2 separate regions of the Mus musculus genome follow, and region 2 is linked to region 1. The links are chromatin contacts, found by POLR2A ChIA-PET in ENCODE. All regions are on one chromosome and are shown on one strand. The core of a region is the stretch at or near the end of the contact, and the rest is flanking DNA. Distances in the headings are between cores, read along the strand shown.

Region 1 (4,433 bases), core at 902-3,401:
GGGCCAGGTGTTGGGCCAGAAGCACCATTACGTGAGGAGTCAGTTCTTCTGGCCTTGCCTCTGTGAAGAACAGCCTGTCATACAGTGTCTTCAAGGAAGACTCCTGTGGGCTAGATTGCACTCTAGCCCAGGTGGTTCATCCCAGTGGCTTCATCTCATCCCTTGCCTCCCTTCTGCCTTTAACCCTTGGCACCTGCCAGGCTTCTGATCAGATGCTGACGAGGGTACTGCAGGAAACGGGGGCAGCTCAGGGCCACTTCCAACCTTTGACCACCATAGATGGCAGGCCGATGTGGGGAGGGTGGCTTTGGAGGGAGACGGGACCTGCGCTCCTGCTCGAGGGCACACAGGAGTGGTCCATCTGATGGAAAGCCTGAGAGAGGGATGAAGACCATCCTGGTAAGAGAGCTGGGGTGTGCCATCTTGCCAAGTGGAGTGAATGAGTCCCCAAATTCCTTGTCATCGTTTCTTGAATGGGAAAATACTTGTTTCAGTGGAGTGATTTGGTATCATGTGAGCATGATGTATCAACAGTGTGTGGGGAAAGCCTTATACAAAAGTCACCTTGTGCCGAGTATAACAGACTATACGTCTGTGGCTCCCTAGAGCACTGTATTAGGAAGAACCTAGTACCCGGCAGTTAGAAAGATGCTGCTTGACTTGGACATCCACCATGGATACAGAGAGCAATCAGCAAATGTGCTTGGGGAGGTGAATGGGAACATGAGTTTTATCAATGGCTTGGGTCCTCTACTGCTCTCTCTTCCTCTATTCTTCCCGAAACACCCACACCTTCCAATACCCTCCTCACCAAGTAACACTGCAAGGTGGAGACACACATGGATGGTGTGAACGTCAAAGGAGGGGCAGTTTCGGATGATGAGCTGACTCAAGTCCTGCAGTGTGGCCTGCTCCACAGGAGAGGGCCTAGGCTGAGACACCAAGAGCTGGCCCAGACGCCGGAGTGCCACAGGGTAGTGATGAGCTCGCACCTTGGTGGGGTTCTGGCTCAGCCATCGCAGTAGCTCCCCAGGGCTCCGTGCCTGTTCCAGAAGCCGTTGAAGGCCTTGCACAGGGCCTCCTCCAAAAGGCCGGTCCCCGGACTTGCTGGGTCCCAAACAACAGGGCTGTACTGGTGGGATGAGCAGCAAACCAGACAGCCGAGCAGGGGAAGTCTGGGCAGAGAGCAGGATTCGAAGCATGGAGCTGGGTGGTGGAGACCCTGAGGGGGTGGCCCAGAAAACCAGGTGAGGTTTCCTCCAAGGGGAAAAATATGCTATCTAGTCCTTACCTGACTCCCCATCCAAAGGGCCTGAAGTTTAAAAAAAAAAAAAATCCCGTGTGATTGCCCTGGTATTCTTACCCAGTCTGCCCCTCTTCTCCCATTCCTTGACACAGAAACCCTAATTCTTTAAGTGTGCTCAGTGCAATTCTATTCACATTTCACATGCATATCGCCTTCGATGCTCCGTGCAAGCTGATGAGGAGTCTCAGGGCTGTTACCTCATTTCTCAGGCGGAGAAACAGGCCCAGAGCGGCGGAGAGGTTAAGCCTGAGGTCATTCACAGGGCTAGTGGTCGCACCCAGCCTGGGAGCCCCGGTGGTCCGGGCGATGAGCCCTGAAGACCACCTCCCCGTCCCGCAGGAGGCGGCGGCGGCGGGGTGGGTGGAACGCAGGCTCAGTAGCGGGCCGGTGCTGGGTCCCATGCTGGGCGCTCCCACTTACCAGCTGCGTGACCTTGAACTAATGTCTTCGCCTCTCTGCCTAAGCCTCCTCACTAGTGAAATGAGAACACAGCGCAAGCTCGCGGGGCGCGCGCCGAGCCCGAGTGAGCTATCTGCCAAGGCGCGGAGCTGATGCTGTCCGCGGGAGGGGCCCCCACACCCTGTCCCGGCCCCAAGAGGCGAGCAGCCCGTGGTCACCACCACTAACACCAGCTCCCGCCGCCCTCCCGAGGTCCGCCCCTCAGGCGCCACCCTACATGACTCCCCGGGCCCCGCGTAGGTCACTCTCTCAGCTGGTCTTGGGGCCCGGGAGCCGGGCTCCCCCCGCGGCCTCCTCATCAGCGGGCCACCGAGTCCGCCATCTTCCCAGCAGCCCCCGGATCGCCCCCAGACGCCAATCGCAGTCCAGCGCCAGGGCGGCGGAGACGTGGCTCCCAGCAGGCGCTGCGAGCAGAGGAGCCGCGAGCCCCGCCCTCCGCTTCCGGGAAATGCGCACGTCGCGGGGGCGGGGCCACAGAGCTTGCGCTGAAAGGTGCCGGGAGTGGCGGTCCTCTGTCCAGCCCTGGGGTAGCTTGAGCACTCAGGACCTAGGGCAGGTTCCATTCTCGTAGAACAAGGGCTCCCCACCCTCAAGCAACACACAGACACACTGGGTAGGAAAACGTCACAGTTTCTTTAATCTGCACAAATTCCAGAAAACAACTCTGCCCCTCTCGATTCCCCTTCACCAGTCTCCCAGTCCACCAGTTTCCAATTCAGCCTAGGCAGCTCTTTGAAACTAGAAGTATCTAGATCCTCTGTCAGCACACTAAGATGGGCCCATTGGGGTGCCCTGGCGGCCAAGGCAGCGACAGCAAGTGCCTGATCCAGAAGAGCCCACTGCCAGCGAAGGCTGAGGTCCAGCAGCCCCAGGAGATGGCCTAGAGCTATGAAGATCACACGGAGCGGCCTCCGCTAACACCCGAAGTCCTCTGCGGCGCAAAGCTGGGCTCCAGGGTAGTGGGAAAAGACAGGCAGCGGGTGAAGTGGGCCTGGGCAGACAGCAGCTCCCTTTGCGCCTTGGGGAATGAGGTCCAGAGGGGCTGGCTACACTGCCAAAAGCCCGTGGAGGCACTACGGCCGATACATGGCAAAGGCCAGGAGACTGAGGAGCAGGGTGAAGCCGGCCAGACCCAGGGTAGCGGTCAGGGGAAAGAAGGGCCGGTACTGGATCTGGCAGTACCAGAGCAGGAGCAGCAGCAGAAGCAGCAGGGGCAACAGAAGGCTGCCGATTTCCAGCCCGGAGGGGCCGGGCTCTGACCCCGGTGGGCAGGGAGGATGTGGGGGACCGACTCTCGTGGACACGTGGCAGTGGAGAACGCAGTTGGGGGGCAGGTGGAGACTGCCTAGTGTCTGAGTGTCGTCTCCTAGCAGTTGACCTTGGTAGATGAGCCGAACCTGCTGTTCCTGGCCTGGAAACTGGGTCCTGAGGAGAGAGGGACCTGGGTAAGAGAGCAGGCCTCAGGCAGTCCTGGCCCATTGTTCAGAGGACCAATCCCAATTTTCACCACCCCTACACCTGACCACCCAGATCCTGGCCTCTGGGGGACAGATTAACAGGAATGGTGTATAATGTGAGGAGACAGATTTTTCAAACAGAAAATAAGGGAGAGCTTCATAGGGTGACCCTTCTATAGACACCCACCCCATTTTTAGCATTTTGTTCTTACCCTCTTCCCAGCTTACCTTTTTAAGGAGCCAATGGTGTCCTGAGGCCAGGCCCTGGCTACCTGCTCAGAGTCATTGAGAAATTTCAACCGTAGAAGTAGGGGTTCCTGCGGAGAGTCTGGAGGTGTTGATGCTGTGACCCCTGTGTCAGGCTCTGGCTGTGCAGATGGACCTCTGTGTCTCAGGCTGGGACTCTCAGCCCCTGGGGCCTCCTCTCTGATGCTGTCAGAGGCTGACATGGCTTCACTGGGCTGTGCTGGTGTTGTGGTCCCCGGCGGCTGTGGTTGGGGGTCTGTACTCTCAGTGGTATGTGTTGAGACCCAGGCGAGGGCCAGCACCAGAAGGCAAGCAAGCACCGCAAAAAGGACAGTCACCTCATCGCCTACGCCTTCAATCAAGGCCATGGCACCCGTGCTGCTGCCAGAGGTGCTAAGGAGCTAGAGAGGTGCAAAGAACTGGTGAGGGGCTACTTCCTGGTCAGAAGTCATTCCAACTTCAACTGTCCTAGTTATTGTGTGTGCTTGCGCACCCAGGATGCAGCATCCTGTAGTCCCAAACTTGGCTTTTGGGTAACGTCCCTTCCCATCACCAGATTCCAAGTGCTAGCTTTGCTATCTGAGTTCTAGATCTTCATTCAGCACCCGATTCACCGAAACCTTACGTTCAAGAAAGGGCCTTGCTTTTCTAAGCAACCCTCTCCTTAAATGTAACCTTCATCAAACTTTACCCAGAAGCTTACCTATTCTTTGGTTCACTTCATCCCAAAGTTCACTCCTTCACCTATTTATAGCAAAGCTCATCTGATGCCCTGTCGCTTAAGTTTCTCTGATAAAAGTGTCTCTCTAGCCCCCTGCCCTCCCCCTTACCATTTACCCAAACCCCACCCACAACAAAGACCACTTCCCAAAGCTTCCTAGACAACCCCAAATGTCAAACTCCACCCTTGGCCAATCTGGAGTCTTGGGAGTTGTCTACTCAGCTCGGCACCTTCTCGGGTCCAC
Region 2 (4,926 bases), core at 1,283-3,782, 240 kb after region 1:
CTCCACATGCTGAGATTATAGATAAGTGTCACCCTGCTTGTGGGTTCTGGGTTCATTTTGAAAGTAATGAAATGAACTGGAGAGATGGCTCAGAGGATAAGAGTATTAGCTACTCTTCCAGAGGTTCTGAGTTCAATTCCCAGCAACCACATGGTAGCTTACAACCATTTGTGACGAGATCTGGTGCCTACTTCTGGTCTGCAGGCATACATACAAGCAGACTGTATACATAGTGAATAACTCTTTTTAAAAAGTGATGAAATGTTTTAAAATTATTTTTGGTTATGAATGAACAACTCTTCAAATATACTGAAAAGCATCGAATCAAATAACTCAAATTTGAATATTATAAACTATATGTATTGTATCACAATATTGTTTTAAAAATGAAAATATATGCTATCTTAACATCATGAAAAAACCTTTAACTCCTGTACAGAAAGACCGATCTACAGAAAACAAGAAAGGTAGCAGGATCTTTGGGAGGTAAGACTCAGGTTTCACTTTGCACGGTAAGTTTCTGATTTAATTGCAAAGAAGGAAATTTCTTTTCTTTTCTTTTTTCTTTTTTTTTCTTTCTCTTTTTTCTTTCTTTTTTTGTTTTTTGTTTTTTGGAAACAGGGTTTCTCTGTGTAGCCCTGGCTTTCTGGAACTCAGTCTGAAAGCCAGGCTGGCCTCGAACTCAGAGATCCATCTGCCTGTACCTTGCAAGTGCTGGGATTAAAGGCCTGAGCCACAACTACTCAGCTTTTTTTTTTTAATATTTATTTACTTATTATATGTAAGTACACTGTAGCTGTCTTCAGACATTCCAAAAGAGAGCAACAGATTTCGTTACAGATGGTTGTGAGCTGCCATGTGGTTGCTGGGATTTGAACTCAGGACCTTTGGAAGAGCAGTCGGCACTCTTAACCACTGAGCCATCTCACCAGCCCAACTTTCTTTATTTTTTCTTTTCTTTTATTTATTTTTTATTTTTTTAAATTTATTTATTTATTTATTTTTGTTTTTCGAGACAGGGTTTCTCTGTTCCTGGAACCCACTTTGTAGATCAGGCTGGCCTCGAACTCAGAAATCGGCCTGCCTCTGCCTCTAGAGTGCTGGGATTAAAGGCGTGCGCCACCACGCCTGGCAGTTTTTTGTTTCTTTGTTTCTTTGTTTTTTGAGACAGGGTTTCTCTATATAGTCGTGATTGTGCTGGAACTAATCAATTTCCTTAGAGTGGAAACAGTTATCTACAGATACAGTTTTCTTGGGTTTACAGTCACTTTCTTTTGTTTGGTTCTGAAAGCTTTGTCAGTTTGGAGGGCATAACAAACAACTTGCAAATCTGATCCTTATCATAATAACAATTTGTTTAGTTCCTGATTCACAGTGAGGCCAGGCATTTTTGGACTGACTAAGCAGGCCTGCTCTGGGTTCTCCAGTACGTGTGTGGGAAGCGGGTGTTGAATGATGGATCTAGCTTCACTGGCAGGCTGGCAATTGGCAAACTCCTCGCTGGGGTTCCTGGTTGCTTAGGCTCCTGCAGGCTTGCTCAGGCCTCCTCTCACAGTCTGCAGCAAGATGGGGCTCAACACCAGAGCATTGTTTCTTTTCTCATAGTATTTAAAAAAAAAAAGGCCTTTTTTTTTTTTTTTTTTTTTGGTTTTTGGTTTTTGGTCTTTTTGAGACAGGGTTTCTCTGTTTAGCCCTGGCTTTCCGGAACTCACTCTGTAGACCAGGCTGGCCTCGAGCTCAGAAATCCCCCGCCTCTGCCTTCCAAGTGCTGGAATTAAAGGCGTGCGCCACCACTGCCCGGCGTCTTCATTTTTTTATGCCCGTTTGGATTGTTCCCTTACATAGACATAAGGGCACATGCATTTTTCACAGCGCTGAGCAAAGCAGATGTCTCTATCTACTGTACTCATGGTGGGAGTAGCCGCTGGAGGGAGGCATGGGTAGCGTACCTAACTTCACCATGAGCGGGGATCCTGGTGGGATTGTGGAGGGTAGTGTGAGAATCCTTTAGTCTAGGGGATCCCCTAGGCCTAGTAGAGGGAAGACGAGAAAAGGTTCAGGAAAACAGGTCTTGCTCTGTCAAGGCTTTTGGGGAATAAATAAAGGCAGACTCATTTTCCTCTGACTCTGAAAAACTCGGTCTGGGAGTGGTCCGAAGACCTCGTGATTGAAGACTAGCATTGCCTCACTTCCATTCCTCACCACGCCTCTTCCCCCTGCACAGCAGACCCCCTCCCACCGCTTTTGACCAGTTTTAGCCTTGCCTTTCCACCTAACAGCTCCACCTACAGTCGGCCCTTGCCTCCATCTTCCTCCTCGCCCGGTCCCACATCCGCTCCACCGCAAACTACCAGCCCCGCCCACAGATCGCCTGACCCTCAGCGCGGCCCTCGCCCCAACCACTTTGTCTCTCTTCCCCCTTACACGTCAGCCCCGCCCTAGCTACACTCTCCCTATTTCCATCTACTCTGTTGTCCCGCCCCATATCAGCCCCGCCCATTAAATACTAGCCCCGCCCACAGCCGCGTTTTCAGGGCTTCCTTCCGTTCGATGCTTCAGATCGCCCTTCAAGCCCCTTGGCCCCACCCTTCCATGCAGCTCCGGTCCTCGACCGGCCTTCCGGACAGCGCGAGGGGGCGGAGCCGGGGGCGGGGCCGGCCTCACCCGGAATGAAAACAAACGGCGGCCTTTGCCGCATCCGGGCACTCGGCAGGTCGCAGCTGGCTCGGCAGTGGCGCAGGTGAGACGGCTGCGGCAGCGACCGGGCCTTGGGCCTGGGCCTGGTAGCGCGGCCGGGGCGGCCGTGGGCTCGGTGGGCAGGAGCGGCCAGGCGGACGCGGCGAGGCGGGCTGGGGCGGAAGCGGGAGGGGGTCGCGGCGGGGCGGAGGGGAAGGGATGGACACCAGCCAGCAGCTTGAGTTTGGATGAGCTGACTGCCGGGGCTGACAGCGGAACGCGGGGTGTGAGAACGCAAGCTTTCTGGACCCACACTTGTCCTCGCCTCCTTCCCTTGCTTTTAAATAGGAGGCCCTAATGGCATGTCATTTCCCCGAGAGGGAACGTGTTGAATGTGCGTAAGGTTGTATGCAATCTCGATTGATCTACAAGTGAAAGTGGTATTTTCAACATTGATGCCTAAGGTTTCACTTTCGGTTCAGAGCGCTGATCTTGATGATTTACGTGTTTTCTGCGTTGGAACGCCCAGCAACACACATGAAACAGTTCTCCAATTAAAATTGAAAACTGGGCTGTTAGATTTTCTTCCTTTTGACCTAACACATGTCATTCTGGTACCTGTAACTGGATTTTCATAGGTTTGAATACAGTGGTTTAATTTAATTAATTAATTTTTTTGAGATGGTGACTCACTATGTAGCTCTGGTTGTCCTGGAATTCGCTAAAGGCGAGCAAAACTATAATCAAGCCGGTGGTTTAATTTTGTTCAACATTAAATCTTTATGTTAATCTGGGCATGGCATACCTTTAGCCCCAGCATTTAGGAGGCAGAGATGATCAGGTGATCTCTGTGAGTTCAAGTCCAGCCTGGTCTACATAGTAAGTTCCAGGACAGAGCTGAGTAGTGAGACTCTGTCATGGTTTTAAAAAAAACAAAACAAAAACAAAAAAACTTAGTCGGGCGTGGTGGCGCACGCCTTTAATCCCAGCACTTGGAAGGCAGAGGCGGGGGATTTCCGAGTTCGAGGCCAGCCTGGTCTACAAAGTGAGTTCCAGGACAGCCAGGGCTATACAGAGAAACCCTGTCTCAAAAAACCTAAATAAATAAATAAATAAATATTACGTGATGCAGACCTAGCAACAGTGTGGAGCACAGATGAAGGGTTGTGATAGCCTTGGCTTCTTTTATCAGACAGTGGACTGGGTACAGTCTGAAAGGCTGTTTTCAACCTTCTGAATAGCTGGGTACTAGTAAATTATCCCTGCCACCTCCTTAGGAGATGGCAGTAATCTTTTTCTCAGTTTCTAAACTGGGCGTGCTGGCACACGCCTTTAATCCCAGCACTCCGGAGGCAGAGGCAGATGGATTTCCGAGTTCAAGGCCAGCCTGGTCTACAGAATGAGTTCCAGGACAGCCAGGGCTACACAGAGAAACCCTGTCTCGAAAAATTAAAAAAAAAATTTTTTTTCTATAGATTTGAGTCCTGTGTCTGGAGGTTTAATAGACTTGTATTTGTAAGGCTCCTAAGTGCCTTGTGGTGAGCTTGTGAGTAAAAACACACAGCATGTTCATTCTCTCTCTCTCTCCCTCCCTCTGTCTCTCTCTTTCCCTCTCGCCCTGTCTGACATGCATACACACAATGTTTACTCCATGGGCTATCCTGATGACCTGTTTCTCGATCTCAGATCTGAGCACCCTTTTGAAAGCATGGTTATGGAATAATGCTTAAGTCACCACAGTTGGCTTGAAGATCAGGTGGATTCTGTTTAGAAGGCTGAAACTTAAGTTATTAATTCACATATTTTCCATTCTCTGGAATTCATGTTCACCAATGAGGAGTGAGCAGCTTCCTATTTGGTTTGATTTGGCAAGCCTTGAAACACTTGACTACCAGCTGCCCCAGGCTCTCAGTGGCCTCCCCCACCCTGTGGAAGCTATGTCACACCTCCTGTGTAAGAAAGGGGAAGTGCTGAGGACAAGAAGCACAGGATTGTGAGACAAGCTAGAGTCCATGTCGTAGGCAGTTGTCTCATGCCAGTTCTGGCCTGGGCTCATTTTGTGGTTTTATAAACCTGGGCCTGGGGTTTTCCAGCAGCAAAGTGATTTAGCCTCAACATCAATCTAGTGAGATGTGCTATTGTGCTCTCAGAAGTACCAGCGAAAACAAAACCAAGAAACAAGTTATAAAGACAAACAAATCTCAAACTAAACAAAGCAACAAAGACTGAAATGGTGCAGTGCTGTAAATT

Evidence for each region. ChIA-PET counts read pairs that join two places held with the same protein, here RNA polymerase II (POLR2A).
Region 2: POLR2A ChIA-PET joins it to region 1 with 12 read pairs in embryonic stem cell. The contact joins the promoter of Nub1 here to the promoter of Fastk in region 1. POLR2A ChIA-PET finds 5 or more read pairs at or near these places in 3 of 5 experiments (Patski and embryonic stem cell).

What each region holds. Positions count from the first base shown.
Region 1 is chr5:24,443,084-24,447,516 of GRCm38, forward strand. Fastk (Fas-activated serine/threonine kinase) reads right to left here and starts at 2,152. Exons shown (of 10, transcript NM_023229.2): 1 at 1,983-2,152; 2 at 812-1,222; 3 at 194-373; 4 at 1-60. The coding sequence starts at 2,064. Tmub1 (transmembrane and ubiquitin-like domain containing 1) reads right to left here. Exons shown (of 3, transcript NM_022418.3): 2 at 3,451-3,869; 3 at 2,380-3,190. The coding sequence starts at 3,836. The coding sequence ends at 2,839.
Region 2 is chr5:24,683,283-24,688,208 of GRCm38, forward strand. Nub1 (negative regulator of ubiquitin-like proteins 1) reads left to right here and starts at 2,533. Exons shown (of 15, transcript NM_016736.3): 1 at 2,533-2,740.